Regions from separate parts of the Homo sapiens genome. Here all the other regions are linked to region 1. Evidence: chromatin contacts called from ENCODE Hi-C or POLR2A ChIA-PET data. All regions are on one chromosome and are shown on one strand. Each heading gives the region's core, a stretch centred on a gene start or an enhancer-like site at or near the end of the contact. The rest is flanking DNA. Distances are from core to core; before and after follow the strand shown. Region 1 has its middle 68 kb from the start of TMEM130. Region 2 holds the start of BRI3 (brain protein I3). Region 3 holds the start of TECPR1 (tectonin beta-propeller repeat containing 1). Region 4 overlaps LMTK2 (lemur tyrosine kinase 2).

What was found. Hi-C counts contacts between places; a loop is a spot of excess contacts on that map. ChIA-PET counts read pairs that join two places held with the same protein, here RNA polymerase II (POLR2A). Pooled maps may share reads with other maps.
Region 2: a loop to region 1 is called in a map of CD14-positive monocyte, with 3 times the contacts of the local background. The contact joins the promoter of BRI3 here to the enhancer-like site in region 1. A Hi-C loop is called at or near these places in 2 of 168 maps with a recorded cell type or tissue (both CD14-positive monocyte), 1 of 37 single-sample maps with no recorded cell type and 6 of 50 pooled maps. POLR2A ChIA-PET finds 5 or more read pairs at or near these places in 1 of 52 experiments (activated CD8-positive, alpha-beta memory T cell).
Region 3: a loop to region 1 is called in a pooled map, with 7 times the contacts of the local background. The contact joins the promoter of TECPR1 here to the enhancer-like site in region 1. A Hi-C loop is called at or near these places in 4 of 50 pooled maps.
Region 4: a loop to region 1 is called in a pooled map, with 14 times the contacts of the local background. The contact joins two enhancer-like sites. A Hi-C loop is called at or near these places in 4 of 37 single-sample maps with no recorded cell type and 4 of 50 pooled maps. POLR2A ChIA-PET finds 5 or more read pairs at or near these places in 1 of 52 experiments (PC-9).

The regions. Positions count from the first base shown.
Region 1 is chr7:98,800,889-98,803,731 of GRCh38, forward strand. No RefSeq gene overlaps it. Among named protein-coding and RNA genes, the nearest start is that of TMEM130, 68 kb to the right of the region's middle. RefSeq lists a silencer at 2,138-2,187. Within about 2 kb of position 1,328, at least 6 of the 41 ENCODE cell types and tissues checked have a DNase peak (open chromatin) inside an H3K27ac peak, as active enhancers do; they include CD14-positive monocyte, where a contact is called at or near this core.
Region 2 is chr7:98,280,382-98,283,081 of GRCh38, forward strand. BRI3 (brain protein I3) reads left to right here and starts at 1,305. Exons shown (of 3, transcript NM_015379.5): 1 at 1,305-1,556; 2 at 1,970-2,072. The coding sequence starts at 1,415. RefSeq lists an enhancer at 136-1,120 and silencers at 817-1,326, 1,457-1,796.
Region 3 is chr7:98,250,893-98,253,592 of GRCh38, forward strand. TECPR1 (tectonin beta-propeller repeat containing 1) reads right to left here and starts at 1,340. Exons shown (of 26, transcript NM_015395.3): 1 at 1,234-1,340; 2 at 502-656. It overlaps LOC124901706 (a long non-coding RNA gene), which reads left to right and starts at 1,467. Exons shown (of 2, transcript XR_007060448.1): 1 at 1,467-1,636; 2 at 1,992-2,700. RefSeq lists an enhancer at 987-1,730 and silencers at 1,047-1,436, 1,527-1,626.
Region 4 is chr7:98,130,647-98,133,346 of GRCh38, forward strand. The region is part of intron 1 of LMTK2 (lemur tyrosine kinase 2); the gene reads left to right. Among named protein-coding and RNA genes, the nearest start is that of LMTK2, 25 kb to the left of the region's middle. RefSeq lists an enhancer at 1,745-2,245. Within about 2 kb of position 1,430, at least 18 of the 41 ENCODE cell types and tissues checked have a DNase peak (open chromatin) inside an H3K27ac peak, as active enhancers do.

The DNA of each region.
Region 1 (2,843 bases), core at 78-2,577:
CAGGGTGTGACCTTATTCAGAAATAGGTTCTTTCCCACTTTGAACCAGCTTTATGTCTGCAGGGTAGCAGAAAAGGCACAACTGGGGCTCAGCTTTTAGAGCTAGGAGGACTGTGAGTTTCCACGTCTTCCCTCTTAGATTCTAAATTTTTGGAAGCTATGAGCCATCATCTAAAAAGTCCAGGTGCTCTCCAGGAAGACCACATAGAGAAGTGAGATCTTGGCACTACAGTGAGCAGTCTATGGATGACACTAGCCCAACCACTATTTAACTAGAACACACGAAAAGCTTTAGTGGGACCAGAAGAACTGCCTTGCTGAGCCCAGCCAACCCACAGGACTATGAGAGATCATAATATGGCTCTTTGGAGGTAGTTTTGCTACACGGCAATTGGTAAGTGAAATAGCAGTAGCTCATGCTTTACCTCCCTGAGGGCTGAAATCTGCAAAATGGCCTAATGTGGAATGTCAACAGGAGATGATCTTGAGAAACGTGTGTTTAAGTGACTGCCATGATATGGCACGAGTGTAGGAGGCTCTTTTGGGAGGCTCCCCTTTCTAACCATCTCTAGTTTACTTTTTCTTCTGTAATATTTGGAACTAAGAATTGTGGAACTGTTGGAAGCAGCACAGCCCAAAGAGGTCACAATATTGGGGGTTCCAGGGCAACCCTTGCAACACAGTGCATCCCCTTCTGATGAGAGTCTACAGGAACACAGGGCTGCATCAGAACAACAGTGAGCCTTCTCCGAGGAGGGGTAGCTCCCTGGTTAGAGCCAGTGATCTCACAGAGAGACCACTTAGCCCAATCACCTGGATCCAGGCCCCCTCCAGGCCACAGAGAAGGGCCTAGACCCCACACTTAGCCTTGGAAGATAGGGAAGGAAAGGCTCCAGGCAGGGACAATGCTGGCCCCTGCAATGAGGGGAAACTATCCCCCAATACCAAGAATCTTCTCCTGGGAGAATCAGACAGCCCTGAAGCTCCATGGTCTAGCCCAGCCTTCTAGTATAGTAGAGGCCCACAGAAGGCACAGTCCTGCCCAATTTGCACAGCAAGACAACCATATGGCCTGGCCTGTTCCTAGGTCCTGGGTCCCCATCCAGGGCTCCTCCTGCATCCTAACATCCATGCTGAGCTTGTCCTTGTCCAGGCAAGTAGGATAGTCCAGGGTAGAACCTGGGCGGGCTCTAGAGAGAGGGGCAGGAGAGCCACCCCTACTCAGCATCCCTGTCCCCTCTGGCTGCAGGCACAGCTGGACGCAGTCTGACTGGCTGTCATGGTTGTCATCTGCCCTGGAAACAAGCCAAGGCTGTTGTTGCGAGTGCTATTACCATGGAAACCCTGAGTCAGGGCCGCGCTTAGCAGAGCCAAGCATGCCAGGGGCTCTCGGGGCCTCTCTTCTGCCAACGGGGAAGGTGATGTAAGGCAGGCAGCATCTCCCTGGGACTCATTAAGAGAGGGGAGTGTGTGGGTGGCAGGGAGGGAGTAGAATGGGGGTGGGGTGGGAGGAAAGGGGAGGAGGAAGTGAGAGTAATGACATGGCTCGGGGAACAGCTTAGGGCTGCCAAGCCCAGACCACAAGAGCCAAGGGATCTCCCCTGCTAAGCAGCCAAATTTGAGCCAAACCAAGTTTGGTCTTTGGAGTCAGTTCCTGAACCCAAAAGACCAAACTTCCCAGGAGACCAGAGCCCCAAGCTGGGCCCCACAGATGTTACCTTTTGGTGATAGTGGGAGATCATGGAGCCTCTGGATCTGGGCTGCAGCCTGGGAGGCCACCCAGCACAGCTTTATTCATCCCAGCACTCAAGGGAGATTTGGGGACTTGGTCAGGGTCACACAGTGGGTCCATATGGAGGCCAGGAAGGCAAGAGGTGGAGACCCTTTCCTAGTCAATGAGCTTCCTCCCAGCTCACTGTCATCCATTGGCTGGGCAGGCAAGGTTGGATAAGAGCCCCTGATGTGGCCTGAGCCCAGCAGAGAACAATCCCACCCCCAGGTCTTCTTGCAGATTGAGTGAGTTGCTGGTTTCACAGCATGTGGACAGTCAGGTTCCCAGGCTAGCTCATGCAAACAGTCAGGTTCCCAGGCTAGCCCATGCAAACTTCGTTACCACATCCTGTGGGGTTCCCTTCTGCACAGAGTCTGACTTTCCTTGAAAATTGAGAGGCTCAGCCAGGTGCAGTGGTTCATGCCTGTAATTCCAGCACTTTGGGAGGCCGAGGCGGGCGGATCACTTGAGGTCAGGAGTTCGAGACCAGCCTGGCCAAAATGGTGAAAACTGTCTCAAAAAAAAAAATACAAAAAATTTGGTTGGGTATGGTGGTGCATGCCTGTAATCCCAGCTACTTGGGAGGGTGAGACATGAGAATCGCTTGAACCCGGGAGGTGGAGGTTGCAGTGAGCTGAGATCATGCCACTGCACTCCAGCCTGGGCAACAAAGTGAGACTCCATCTCAAAAAAAAGAAAAACGAAAAAAAGAGTAAGAAAAGAGAAGGAAGGAAAGAAAGAAAGAAAGAAAGAAAGAAAGAAAGAAAGAAAGAAAGAAAGAAAGAAAGAAAGAAAGAAAAGAAAGAAAGGAAGGAAGGAAGGAAGGAAGGAAGAAAGAAAATAAATTGAGAGGCTATACCCCAGGGAGACCCATCCTTCTTGCCTACATTGCCAAACTGTAGCTGCTGTCTGCAGACATGCAAGCCAGGAACCAGAGATGAGGGACTGTCAGTGCATGTCACCCTGACGTCTTCACTGATCACACTCAAGCTGGGCCATATTCTGGGCTCCGGTCTCCATTACCTGCTGCACATACCTCATTCAGCCCTCAAACAGTCCTCGGAGGCAGATAT
Region 2 (2,700 bases), core at 55-2,554, 520 kb before region 1:
ATGCAAAAGGATTGGTTGAGGCCAGCAGTTTGAGACTGGCCTGGGCACATAGCAAGATCCCATACAAAAATTTTTAAAAATTAGCTGGGCATGGTGGCGTGTGCCTGTGGTCCCCAGCTACTGAGGAGGCTGAGGTGGGAGGATGGCTTGGGCCCAGGAGGTCGAGACTGCATTGAGCAATGACTGTGTCACTCTACTGCAGCCTGGGTGACAGAGCAAGAGAGCCCCCCCAGCACCCCCTACAAATTTTTTTTTTAAAAATTAAAAAGGCGCGGTTCGAGAAGAGCTGTAGTCGTCCCAGAGCTACAGTGCAGGTGATATCAAAATGCAGGTGAGAAAACTGGAGACAGAATACAGTAACGGATACAGGTGCCCCTGAAAAGGTGCAGAGGCGCTAAGGACGCAAGCAATCCTGAACGTTCCAATCGTTCGTTTTAAAGTTGTCCTGGCCAACCCGTGAAGCCTTGTATGAGGAAATGTTTCAACGAGGGCGCCTGACGCAGTCCCCGAGGCCAGAAAACACCCAGGTTTAGATACGGGCTCTGACCCGCACCTGCCACAGCCAAATCCCTCCCCCTTCTGAGCCCGATCCCGTGTTGTCCTCCAGGGGTAAGCAAAACACCTGGCAGGGCTGCCTGAAGATTAGGGAAACTGAGGAGACGCGGCAGGTGCCCAGTATTTATAGTTTTGTCCCCAAACGGGGGAGTTATTTGTAAGCACTGGCTACTACCCCCGTCAATCACCTAATTGTCCAAAAAAAGGCAAACGGAGGGAATGCGCCGCAGCTGAGCACCGCGCAGGCCGCAGCTGAGGTGCACACCCGGGTGTGCCCTTTGTATTGCTGGAAGCGCTGGCGATCATAGGGGCAGAGGGCTGGCGTTGGGGCGGCCTGGGACCCACCCGGCCCCGCCCCCTCTCAGGCCCCGCCCTCCCCCTCCTCCACCGGTAGGGGGACCTCGGCCGGCCTGGGAGATCGGGGCGTAGGGGGAGGTGGGGGTGCATCCGCGAGCCCTAAAGGTCATGACCCTATGGGGCGTCTCTGGGTCGTCGTGGGGGATGGGCGGGGGGGGGGGTCTCCCCGCCACGGGAGGTCTAGAGAGCAGCGGCGGCGGGGCGGGGCGGAGTGCAGAGGCGCCGCCGGCGGGGCGGCTTCGGGAGGGCGCGGCCCCTTTAAGACGCCCCGCCGGCCCCGCCCCCGAGCCCCGCCTCCCGCCGCCCACGTGACCCCGGTCTTGTGACTGGGCCCGGGAGGGCGGGGGAAGCCCGCGGCTCGCGCCCGCCCCGCCCCGCCCCGCGTCTGCCTCAGAGGGGCCCGAGCCACCCGGTCCGCCGCGTCCCCGCCGCCGCCGCCGCGTCCCCCGCCGGGGCCGACCGAGCCGAGCCGGGCCGGAGCGGCGGGCGCGGCCGGGCCGCCATGGACCACAAGCCGCTGCTGCAGGAGCGGCCGCCCGCCTACAACCTGGAGGCCGGCCAGGGCGACTACGCGTGCGGCCCGCACGGCTACGGCGCCATCCCCGCCGCGCCCCCGCCGCCGCCCTACCCCTACCTCGTCACAGGTGGGCCCGTAACCAACTTTCCCCGCCGGCGGCTTCCGAGGTGGCAAGCCCGGTCGGGGGACGTGGGTCCGGAGGCGGGTGGGGCCCGCCCGGGGGTCCTTCCTGGAGCTGGAGGTCCCCGGGCTGGCTTCGGGACCCGGCGCCGCCGAGGGCCAGCCTCCCCCCCGGGGCTCTAGTCCTCGGGCCCGTCGTAACCCGGCGGGGCCGGATCCCTGCCCCAGATGAACTTTGTGTCACGAGGCGCTCGCTGTTGGCAGATTAGCGCCGAATCAGGCCCGCGGTGGCCGTCCCGAGGGTGGAAAAGACCGGGGGCTTTTTTAGCGGGGTGGAGGTTGAGGGGACAGGATGAGTAGTCCCCGTGGCGGTCCGATTTCTCCTCCCTGCACCCTAATGACCTGCTTTCCCGCCCACAGGGATACCCACCCACCATCCCAGGGTCTACAACATCCACAGCCGGACCGTCACCCGCTATCCTGCCAACTCTATCGTGGTCGTAGGAGGCTGTCCTGTCTGCAGGTGAGTGGGTCTGCAGCCTGGGGACTGGCCCTGGAAGCTCTGAGGACCCCCGCCCTAACCCCCAGGACCTCACAGCTCTGCTTGTGGGAGTGGGTCCGGCTTGACTTGGATCTTGACCAGAGCCCTTTATGGGAGGGACAGACAGGCTGCCCGAATGCGGTGTGGGAGAGTGCGGGTCCGCTCACCCTTGGCTCTGAACACATTTTGTGGGGGCAAAAGGGTGGATTCCTTTTCCTAGATCTTGGGGCATTGCACCCCAAGTGATTGGGATGTAGAAATGGTAACAACGGGACTCGTGGTCCTTTCGTCTTTGTTCTGGGACTTGCAAGGAATCAGGTGTCTGCTTTTTCCTTCACTTTCCGCAAGTTTACTCTGCAGTTGATCGTCGAAGGTGGTGGAAGGTTTCATTTTCCCGGAAGGGGCATTTGGAAGTAAGTGCACCAGCAGGACAGACCTCAGTGGGAGAAGCGACGGCCGTAAGAGCTGCTTTATCCAAAGTTGGCTTGAAACGCTCTTCCACGAGCTGGACCAGGATGGAAACCCCGTGTTTCTTTGAGGCAGGAGTTATTTTTTTCATATCCTCGCATTGGACCTGCACACGCTTTTTGGTTTTTATAGGGCCCCGAGG
Region 3 (2,700 bases), core at 90-2,589, 550 kb before region 1:
CAGAGTAGAGACCCAGGCACCTGTCGTCACTTCCTAGCTACAGTTGACATCCGGTAACCATCCTTGGTCAGCCACACTTTCTTTCTGCCTCTGCCAAGAGGCTCCCCCTAGCTCCTCATGGGCCACTTTCTGGCTGTGAGCTGATCAGGCAACTTACACAGGGTCACTGGGTCAGAGGACTCTTGAAAGGGGGGTTGGAACATGAAGCCCCATGATTCAGGGATCCTGGGACTTGTTTGTTTTGTAGGGTTAGAGGGATGGAGGAAAATCTTCCAAATCAGCAGCCTCGAATTCACCAAGAATTTCTACAAGATGAATTTGAGTTGAACCTTCAGTCTTTCCACGAAGAAGGTCTGCTCGCCACCCTCAAAGCCATCTGCCTTTCTGTCTCAGTTTATTCACAGATCCTTTCAGAGACCAAAAAAAGCACCCAAGAGAGGCGGGGACAGAGATGTGGTAGAGGAAAAGACACAGTACAAAGAACGCTCCGCAAGCACTTACTTCCTCTGAGCCTTAGGAGTCCTACCTAAAAGGTTTCTTGCTTGTTTTTCTATTACACTGTCACTCCCATCCGGTATGCAAACAGTCGGCAATGCCTACTACAGTAGCTCGCTGGCTGCCAGGTGCAGGGGCTGTTCAAAAGCGACATCAGGGTCCTAAAAGGTGGGAAAAAGCAGCAGAACTTGCATGGTAGTTGATTCTTTCCTGAAGAATAGGGTCCGCCCAGCCCCACCGGGCAGGAGGTGTCCTGAGTCAGCCTGGCGTTCAGCCCAGTGCTGTGCACTTGGGTGACAGGTGGGGCCCCTGCACTGCCACCAGTAGCATATGTCGGAGCTCTGGGCCCTGACCATCTGCCAAAGCTAATCTTACGACAAGCAGATTTGCTCCCATCAATACCCAGGGAGAGGGATAGGCAGGCCCCTTGCTGCGTGATTCTCGAAAACAACCAGGATCCCGCGATCCGCTTCTCCTATGGCTCCAGTCCAAAGGCTGGAATGGGGGCGTCACCTGCACCAGGCAACTTCGCTAGCCTGTGGGCGTTCCAGGGCAGGGGACGGGGGCGGCACCTTCCAGGTGTGCAGGCGAGATGACAAGTGCGGTCCCTCCTTCCTCCCTCCCCGCGAGCAAACAGCCTGGGGGTGGTGGGGAAGGCGGCGTGCCCAGCCCTTCATCGCCCCATTCTTTCCCACGGCCCTGGCCGCCGCTGCAGCTGGGGCGCCACTCTGCACTCACCTGGGCCCGCGCCGGGCGGGGCGAAGTCGCGGTGGTAGGTCCTCGGCGTCCGGGAGGAGCGGACCGGCCCTCCCGGGGACCGGGCAAGAGGGTGGGCCGGAAGCGGCATCAGGCCCCGTGCCCATTGGCCAGCCTCGCCAGGACGCTGCGACCTGGGACGTGCGATTGGCTGCGGTGCGCCGCGTCGGTGCTGGCTTCGAGGTCGCGCGCCCGCCCACTTCCGGGGTCGCGCCAGGTCAGGAGTCCAGAGTCGGCTGAAGCGAGTTGCCGCGTTCTCTCTGGCGGCGCGACACCGGCCCGTGGACCGCCCGGCCGCCCTCCAGGACCCGGTCTGCAGGAGCGGAGAGGGCGGTGTGGACACCGCCTGCAGGCGAGGAGAAGGGGTGGCGGAGAGGGTACCTGGGTGCGTGGCTGTGCGGCGTCAGGAGGAGCAGGGTGTGGGCGCCCGGCCTGGGGCGTGGAGAGGACGCAGGGAACAGGTGTCTTCCTGGTATCCATCGAACTGAAACGTAGCCCTTGAGCACACACTACACTTAAAGCTTTACTCTTTCGAGGAGGAGTCCTGGAAGCATATGTGATTTTGTGACTATAGCATGGTGTGGTGTCAGTAACAGGCCCTGGATTGCTCAAACTCTATTGTCAGTGACAAAACCCAGTGTAAGCTGGCCTAATATATTAATAGTAATATGCGAGTCCTCCCGGGGTGGCGGGCACTGACGTAAGTGCTTTACTTGGGTCTTCTCATTTCATCCTCCCAGCAACCCAAAGAGCTGGCGGCGTCATTCCCATTTTACAAATGCGAACACGGGCTCAGAGATGGAGCGACTCACGTTGTAAGCGATGGAACTGGGATTTGAAAACACTGTATCCCGCCTGGCAGAAAACTGGCAAGGTTAGGATGGAGAAAGGAGAAAAAAGAAAGATGTCGGCCAGGTGCGGCGGTTCATACCTGTAATCCCAGCACTTTGGGAGGCCAAGGCGGGCGGATCACTTGAGGTCAGGGGTTTGAGACCAGCCTGGCCAAGATGGTGAAACCCCGTCTCTAGTAAAAATGCAAAATTAGCCAGGGGTGGTGGCGCATGCCTGTAATCTCAGCTACTCGGGAGACTGAGGCAGGAAAATCGCTTGAACTGGGGAGGTGGAGGTTGCAGTGAGCTGAGATCGTGCCACTGTGCCACCGCACTACAGCCTGGGCGACAAGAGCAAAACTCCTTCTCAAAAAAGAAAAAAAAGGGCATCTGATGGAAGGCTAGATACTACCCGACATTGAGCTAAACCAATGTCACCTGGTTGGACCTAGGGACCTATTCCTGCTCCCCCTCTAGTTCTGTCTCATTTCTGGGGTTGCACACAGGCTTTTCCTGGGCCTTCATGTTTGGGGAAGCCCCACACAGGCCAGCTCCAGTGGAAGAAAACGCCCCCAGAAGCCTCTTGTTCACCCCGGATGGCTCTGTGGAGTCCTGTGTC
Region 4 (2,700 bases), core at 180-2,679, 670 kb before region 1:
GGAAGAGGAAATTTGGACACAGACACACGTAGAGGGGAGATGATGGGAAGAGACTTAGGGAAAAGGCAGCCAGCTGCCAGAAGCAAGGAGAGGCCTAGAACAAACCCTGCCACCACAGCCCTCAGAAGGAGCCCATCCTGCTGCCACCTTGATCTTGGACTTGGAGCTTCCAAAACTAGAGAATAAATTTTGGTTATTTGAGTCACCCAGTTTGTGATACTTGATTATGACAGCCCTAGCACGTTAATGGCCATATCAAGAGTAGGCAAGAATATGGATTATAAATTATGATATCTGCTTTCTTCCATTTAAACTTTTAAATTCATTTAATAAATGAAAGCTTCAAGCATGCAAGACATAGATACTGTAATGAATTCCCACACAGCTTCCACCCAGCCTGAATTAGCTGCAGCCCATCTTTCTTCATGCTGCCCCCGTCCACTTTCTCCACGCCCTCGTGCTGTTTGGAAGCAAATTCCAGACATCATTAAGTAGGTCACTATCTCCAAAAGATAAGGACTACATTTAAAAACAAGCACATGACCATTATCACTCCAAGGAGAAATGAATTACATTTTCTTAATATGGTCAGTTAGTGTTCAGATTTCCAATAGCCTGAAATGTCATAGTTTTTAAAATAGGTTGAATCATGATTCAAATAACATCCATATGTTGGAATTGGTGGGTAGGTCGTTTAAGTCTTTTAATGTTTGCCACTCTCCCTCTCTTCATCTCTTTCTTTTTTACATTTTCCTAGGCTTTTCTCCCCAAGTGTTTTTCACAGCCTGTGTTTTGCTGATTACATTCTTGTGGTGGTATTTCACATGTCTCGCTATTCATAATGTTTCCTATACATTGACATTTGGATCTAGGTGGTTGATTAGATTCAGGTTTGATATTGTTTTTGTTTGCTTGTTTTGGGCAGTACTGTTGCATAGGTGGTGATGTGTTTTTCTGTCAGGAGATAATGTCTGTCTTTCTGTGTTATCAGCTATTGATATAAATTTCATGTGTCATAAAATGTTATTTTGGATTAAAAATACGATTTAAAAACGTGAATTCTTAATTATTCTTAGCTTTCAGGCCATACCAAAACAAAAACTGTGGGCAGGATTTCACCCAGTGGCCACAGTTTCCTGATCCCTATTACCCGAAGAGAGCAGCTGCTTAGACCACAGGGGTACCAAAGTTCAATGTTACAAAACTGTGATACATTGTTTTCTAAGGTAGTTGTGACACCAGCAGTGAATAAGCAGCTCTACTTCCTGAACCGAGGTCTTTACATTAGCAGTTCACTTTAAAAGAAACCAGGGCTCTTTGGGGAAATGATTGATAGGAGGTTTGAAACAGAAACTATAAAAGATGAGCCTGGAACAACCCAGGGAACAAGAACTCCACCCAGGCCTGCCGGGACCCTGTGGGAGGGCTTGGGAGCAAACCGCTTTAGAGGCCCTGCTTGCCAAAGACAGGACAATGGGAGTGTCAATCAGAACAACCACAACGGATGGAAGCCTGTGGGTGCTTTAAATCCATTAGCTCATGATGATACCACAAAACAGTGACAGCAGCTCTCTGAACTGGTCACTGCCAGAGGATGCTAGTGAACCAACTTTTTTTTTTTTGAGACGGAGTCTCACTCTGTCGCCCAGGCTGGAGTGCAGTGGCGCAATTTTGGCTCACTGCAACCTCTGCCTCCTGGGTTCAAGCAATTCCCCTGCCTCAGCCTCCCGAGTAGCTGGGACCACAGGCGCGCGGCACCACGCCTGGCTAATTTTTTGTATTTTAGTAGAGACGGGATTTCACCATGTTGGTCAGGATGGTCTCAATCTCCTGACCTTGCGGTCCCCCGACCTTGGCCTCCCAAAGTGCTGAGATTACAGGCGTGAGCCACCGCACCCAACCACCAACTCATTTTTTAAAAACTGGCAAAGAGAAAGATTGAAGTATCTAGTCTGCCTTTTCCTTATGACTTGAACCACTGGGTAACCAAATAGTAAATGTGAGGAAATTTCTCTTTATAAAAGCATATCCACTAGTGACTGAACAAGGAATGACAACATTAGGATATCCAGCATTTTGTAATCCCTAATGGATCTAAATATTGATCATCATTTCTTTTTATCTGTGGCCTTTAATTTTTTTTTTAATTGAATCCCAAAATGGCTTCACAGACAACTCTTTAGTTAATTACATATGGGTCCAGTTTCATCTGAGGTTCTAGAGATCGTGAATCAGATAATTGGGCTGGAGTTATAATGGTTGAATTAATAGGTGGTATTCCTGGCTTACCTTGAGTCATTACTGAGAAATTGCATTCTCCAAATTACCTGTCTCTAAAACAGATAATATGTACCTACCTCTTAGAGTTTCTCAAGTTTTCTGCTTATTGAATCAAGTTCTAGGTAGCTATTAAAATGCTTTGAAAACTATTAAATGAAAACTCACAGAATGTGCTGTAGACATGCCGGGTGTTTTTTAATCAGTGTCTTGGGGAAAGCATACGTATTCCGCCAGACCTCATGTGGTGCTTGCTCTCAATTTGTGATGGGAAAAGCTGCCTAAATGTATGGTGATGCCTGTTCTTGATGTTGTTTGGTAGATGACTGGCTCGACGTATGCCCTTCTCAGTGCTGTAGGCTGCATGTTAAAGCTGCCTTTCTTTATCAGGTTCTAACAGCTGCAGTCAGGAACTGTGTCAGG